2 separate regions of the Homo sapiens genome follow, and region 1 is linked to region 2. The links are chromatin loops, found by intact Hi-C in ENCODE. Cell type or tissue: CD14-positive monocyte. All regions are shown on one strand. Links, peaks and the distances in the headings refer to the core of each region. The heading gives the core; the rest is flanking DNA. Region 1 overlaps NAP1L4 (nucleosome assembly protein 1 like 4). Region 2 overlaps OSBPL5 (oxysterol binding protein like 5).

Region 1 (2,902 bases), core at 149-2,648, 120 kb after region 2:
TTTTAGCACCCATTCATATGTGTTTGTATATGCATGTAGTATTTATATACTACACATGTGTACACAGTTTTATATATACAAATTACGTACCTTAAATACACTTCATGTGCTTCATGTTAGTGGTTGTGTTTGCAGTTCTATTATGAATGTTTAAAATTGAGTGCCTGCTTGGTGTGTTTGACTTACCCACATCATGGGAGAATACTCGGGATGGGAGAATACTCGGGATGGGAGAATACTCGGGTATGTACTGGCTCTAAGCAAGGGAAGGGCGCTGGGTTTGGATTTCTGTATTGTGTCATTAAGAGGGAGATTGTTAAGAGTCTGTGTCATGAGCCAGATGTCTGCCACTTCATAGTCACAACTGGGTAAAAGGACAGTCACTACCTTGTCAGGATCTCATTCATTGGTTTATTGGGAAATGGGCTTATAAATACAAACAGCTTGGTATTGTGAGCTCACTACACATGTAGGTTAGCCCTAAGTGGGGTGGAATGGTCAGAAGTGCTTCCTGGAGGGAGGTGGGTTTGGGCAGAAGGACATTCAAGGCAGAGGCGAGTAGCACATGCAAAGAAAACTTAGGGAACAGTGCTGGCAGAGAGCTAGTGAGCCTTGGGCTCTCCTGGACTGTGAAGTCTATGGCACCACAGTGAGCAAGGGAGCTAGTGGATGCTCTTTTACTTTGAGGAACTGATCTCATCTCTGTTCGTGGCTTCTGGACACCACCATGGGACTTGGGGGTAGACCATGTGAACTTACATTAATGATGTCCTCAGTTGTTTAAGTCTGGTGCTTAAACAGCCACAGTCCTGGTGAGAGCCAGGACTCTCTAGGTGTTTATTCAGTAAATTTGTAACTACCCATCAGGTGATTAACCCAGAGTGTTAAATGCTCTTAAAATAAATTTTAATTATTTTCAAAACATGTTTAAGAAGTCACTGGTGTATGTATTTAGAAATTAGTAGATGTAAATCTAGGCAAAGCTAAGTAGATATGTTACTAATTTTTGACTCTTGGCTATTGTGTGTGGTGGGCATATTTTAAATATGTTTGGTCTTAACTCTTCATAGAAAAGCTCACAGATCAGGTGATGCAGAATCCTCGAGTTCTGGCAGCTTTACAGGAGCGACTTGACAATGTCCCTCACACCCCTTCCAGCTACATCGAAACGTAAGTGTGCTGTGAATAGGGTCTCATGCAATTTGGAGAAACAAAAGGAAAATAAAGGAAAAACCACTTTTCAGTTCCCCAGAACAGGATTAAATGTTTTTTTCGTTCCAAGACATTGTCTATGAGAGACAGGCACTGGGATATGAGAGGAGTGACCCTACCCGGTGCCTAGGCTGAGAGTTTGCCTGGTGGATGGAGTAGCGTGACCTGTCAGTTCTGATAGGAAGTGCACAGTGCCATCCTGTGGAGGGCTAGAGGACTTCACAGATCATCTGAGTTGGAGAGGACAGCTGGTGGCTCCTAAGTTAAACTAAGAGAACCACTCCTTCCTGACTTACCCACATGAGCCTGTGACACCAACACCTTAAAAAAAAAAAACTGGGCATAGTGCCGCATGCCTATGAGTTTTCACTACCCTCCAGCCTGGGTGACAGTGAGACTGTCTTTAAGAAAAAAAAAAAGATGGGGTCTCACTGTATTTCCTAGGCTGGTTTTGAACTCATGGCCTCAATTGGTTCTCCCGCCTCAGCCTCTCAAAATGCTGGGATAACGGGTGAGCTACCGTGCCTGGCTGACACCTTTGCTTTCTTAAGAGAGGCCTATGTGCTAGATGTATTGCACTATGAAAATGATAAGGGTGGTGATCCTAGAATCCTAGGATGGCTCTTGTCAGGACCTCTCTTACTTCTGGAAGGAATTTTTGGTTTTTGAGTTGGAGTCTCACTGTTGTTCAGGCTGGAGTGCAGTGGCATGTAATAGTTCATTGTAACCTTGAACTCCTGAGCTCAAGTAATCCTTCTACCTCAGCCTCCAGAGTAGTTGGAACTATAGGCATGCACCACCATGCATGGCAATTTTTTTTTTTTTTTTTAAAGGGATGAGCTGTTACTGGGCTTCCATCTATAATTGGGTCAGGGCTTGGTCTCCCAGGAGGCCCCACCTTCCAGCTGGTTTCCCCAGTCAGGACTGCCAGGGCTATTACGACAAGAAGGGGACATTTATTTTTTATTTTTATTTTTTGAGACAGACTCTTGCTCTGTCATCCAGGCTGGAGTGCAACTTCCGCCTCCCGGGTTCAAGTGATTCTCCTGCCTCAGCCTCCTGAGTAGCTGGAATTGCAGGTGCACGCCACCACTCCCAGCTAGTTTTTTGTAGTTTTATTTATTTCACTGTACGTTCTGGAGTAGATGTGCTGAGTGTTCAGGTTTGTTACATAGGTATACATGTGCCATGGTGATTTGCTGCACGTGTTTTTTTGTTTGTTTTGTTTTGTTTTGTTTTTGTATTTTTAGTAGAGACAGGGATTTGCCATGTTGGCCAGGCTGATCTCCAGCTCCTGACCTCAGGTGATCTGCCCACCTTGGCCTCCCAAAGTGCTGGGATTATAGGCATGAGCCACTGCGCCTGGCCTAGAAGGTGACATTCAGAGTTTGCTTTGCCCATTTAGAAGCTTCTCAGAGATTACTTAGTGGGCAAGGTGTTTTGATGTTATTTTTTTTGCAGACTAGATTGATGGGATGGGGTGATACTGAGTGGGAGTGGCAAGAATGAGAATGAGTAATGGTTTCTAGTTTTCTCGCTTTAGAAACTGGGTTGGTGGGGTGGCATTCTGTGAGAGGAACTGCTTGAGTGGGATCAGGTTTATGTGGGACTAGAAGTGGTTCCATATTAGCCATATTGCAGGAAAAGTGCCGGCAGAGGGCTGGGTGTAGTTGGTGTGAATGATTGAAGG
Region 2 (2,902 bases), core at 251-2,750:
CCTGCTGACCACAGCCTGACATGGCCAAGCAGGCAGGTCAGCAGGGCTACAGTGCTGTGAGCATGGCCCCAGGATGTCCCTGGCAGGGAGGGCAGGCCTGGTGCACCCCTGGTGGCAGATCACGTGTCCTGGAAAGGACAGATGGAGGGAAGGGGTGTGGCCTGGAGAGGAGCCGGCTGCCGTGACCTCTCACTGCATCACTGCCGGCGAGTGACCAACAGGTGCACAGGGAGGTCCCTGCAGGCGGGAGATGGGAGCTCAGTGTTGGAAAAACCCATCTCATGGACAAAAGAAAAGCTCTCTTCAAAGTAGTGAGCTCCCTGTCACTGTAGGCAATCACGCAGAGGTTGCTCTGTGCCTTCCTTCTGGTGCCAAGGGGCCCTGATTCCTAGCTGCCTAGGGGTCGGGCTGCCCGGGCCACTGGCTCAGGATGGGTCACTGGCCCGCAGGCTCTGGCAGCACGTCACCAGGGCCATCAGCAAGGGCGACCAGCACAGGGCCACACAGGAGAAGTTTGCACTGGAGGAGGCACAGCGGCAGCGGGCCCGTGAGCGGCAGGAGAGCCTCATGCCCTGGAAGCCGCAGCTGTTCCACCTGGACCCCATCACCCAGGAGTGGCACTACCGATACGAGGAGTGAGTGCCGACAAAGCCCTGGGGGCCACAGGGTGGGGCTGGGCCTAGCAGACGGGCTGAGAAGGGCCCAGGGGCTCCTGGCTTCCCTCTCACCTTCAGCCTGTCCCCTGGAGGAGTCGGTGGGGGAGGGTCAGATAGTGACACCCCCCATCATCAGTCCTTACTGCAGGCCCTGCCCATGGGGTGTGGGCAGTGGTCATTCTCCTGGAGGTCTCTGGCCACTGTTGGGGGGCTGAAGACTGGGCCAGGACAGCCCCCTCACCTGAGGGCCACTGCCTGTGCTGATGAACGCCCTCTGGACCCTCCAGCCACAGCCCCTGGGACCCCCTGAAGGACATCGCCCAGTTTGAGCAAGACGGGATCCTGCGGACCTTGCAGCAGGAGGCCGTGGCCCGCCAGACCACCTTCCTGGGCAGCCCAGGGCCCAGGCACGAGGTCAGCACCCCACAGGCCCCACCCAGGGCTGGTCTTAGCTGCACGTGTGGCCACCACCACCCCTCGCTCCTCACCTCACTCCTCCCTTCCCCTCGCTCCGTTTCCCTCACGCCCTCATCCCCCAGCCCCCTCGTCCCCTTTCCTTCTCTGCCGAGCATGGGACTCAGGAAACCGGGATTTGCAGGATGCTCAGTTCTAGGGGCACCTTGGCTTGTGGGACCCTGTGTCTACTGTCTCTGTCCACTGCCCCCAAAGTCTCCCTCTGCCAAGTTAGCAGCCACATTATCCCATTCCACTGATCAGGAAACAGAAGGTCAGGGCAGCCCAGGGCCCTTCCCAGGTAGGAGGAGGAGGAGCCAGCACTTGCACAGATCTTGTGTCTGGAAAGGGGAAGCGGGACAGCAGGAGGCTCCAGGGAGTAACCTGAGGAAGCTGCCTTGGGTGTGTCTTGGTGCCATGCCTTAGGCGGCCACCAGGTGGCGCCAAACCCACACGCCCCCGTTCCAGGTGTGCTGAGCTGCACCGCCCCAGCCGTGCACCTACTGCGTGCAGAGGGTGCAGAGCGCGGCCGGTGCTCACCCGCAGCGGACAGGATGGGGGCGTGTTCCCCAGCTGATGCCGTCTGGGCCAGACTCAGATGAGAGGCCTTGCTTGCCTGATGGCCCTAACTTCTCCAGCAAGCTGGGGGCCGCGGTATCTCCTTGGCTGCATGTCCCATGCTCTGCCTGCCAAGGGACTAGGGAAGAAGCCTCAGGAAGGTAGACAGATGCACCCCCTATGTCTGCAGCACAGTCTCCATCCCCCCGGGCTCAGGCCAGACTGCTAGCTCCTGCCTTCCCTTGGCCCCAGACCCTCGCAGTCCCGCTCCTCAGCCTCTCCCCACCAATCTCCAGCAGATGTCCACCCCCAATGCCCTCTGCAGCCTCCCACCCCGCAGCCCCTGCTGAGGTCAGTCAGCCTGGGCCCTGCCATGCCTCAAAAACCATCCCATGGAGTACCTTGTGGCCAAACCCACCTGCCCCGCCTCTGACCCCACCTGTCCTGGCTCTGACCCCACCTGCCCCGTCGCTGACCACACCCAATGCAGAGCGTCCCTGGCACCTCTCTGGCCCCAAACGCCTGTTGTTACATGGTGGTCCCACAGCCAGGTTCTGCTTTTTCCCCACCCCTGAGCATCAGTTCCTGTCCTGGGTTCCTTGTGAGCTCAAGTAAGGGCTGAATGGATGAGCCCTGCCTGCACTCCTGGGGTTGTGAGCAGCCGGCTGAGTGTGGGGGTTCCCCCCTGGAGATGCCCCTTGACATGGGGAACCCTAGCCATCTGGGGTTCCTATGAACCTCCCAGCTCCCACAGTGGCCTCGGCTTTCATCTGTCCTCATGGCTCAGGGGTCAGAACCACCCTCGGCCCCCCATGCCATCATCTCTGCATTTATTGGATGCAACGCCATGGTGAGCACAGGGCAGGCGTGTCTGCACCACCTTGCAGGCCCTTGCTCACTGTGAGGGGTCAGTAGCTCTGTCTCACCCATGAGGAAACAGGCTCAAAGGGACCATGGCTACTCCAGGCCATGCCGGGGCTGAGACAGACCCCTCCAGCCAGCTCCACAGCCCAGCAGCTGCCCTCCCTGCTGGCTGCCACCTCTAGCACTGTCCTGGCATAAGCATGCCACCATGTCCCTGGGGCCTGGGCAGGGGGCGTGGGTGGCTTTCAGCTGCAGCAGCTCCATTTCTCTGCAGAGGTCTGGCCCAGACCAGCGGCTTCGCAAGGCCAGCGACCAGCCCTCCGGCCACAGCCAGGCCACGGAGAGCAGCGGATCCACGCCTGAGTCCTGCC

The links. Peaks named below come from ENCODE experiments on the same cell type or tissue, not always from the same donor. Only the 100,000 strongest peaks of a DNase experiment are listed, where the experiment ranks them.
Region 1: a loop joins it to region 2, with 4 times the contacts of the local background. A loop is called at or near these places in 20 of 110 quality-filtered maps.

What each region holds. Positions count from the first base shown.
Region 1 is chr11:2,974,292-2,977,193 of GRCh38, reverse strand. It overlaps NAP1L4 (nucleosome assembly protein 1 like 4), which reads left to right. Exons shown (of 16, transcript NM_005969.4): 4 at 1,071-1,170. Among named protein-coding and RNA genes, the nearest start is that of SNORA54, 12 kb to the right of the region's middle. In CD14-positive monocyte, for the core only: a CTCF peak has its summit at 1,438 (motif pointing left); a DNase peak (open chromatin) is centred at 1,413; H3K27ac peaks cover 1,397 bases.
Region 2 is chr11:3,090,600-3,093,501 of GRCh38, reverse strand. It overlaps OSBPL5 (oxysterol binding protein like 5), which reads left to right. Exons shown (of 22, transcript NM_020896.4): 18 at 450-635; 19 at 944-1,070; 20 at 2,806-2,902. Among named protein-coding and RNA genes, the nearest start is that of CARS1, 35 kb to the right of the region's middle. RefSeq lists enhancers at 744-1,551, 1,493-1,562, 1,552-2,360 and a silencer at 1,409-1,703. In CD14-positive monocyte, for the core only: CTCF peaks have their summits at 1,347 and 1,551 (motif pointing right); a DNase peak (open chromatin) is centred at 1,511; H3K27ac peaks cover 386 bases.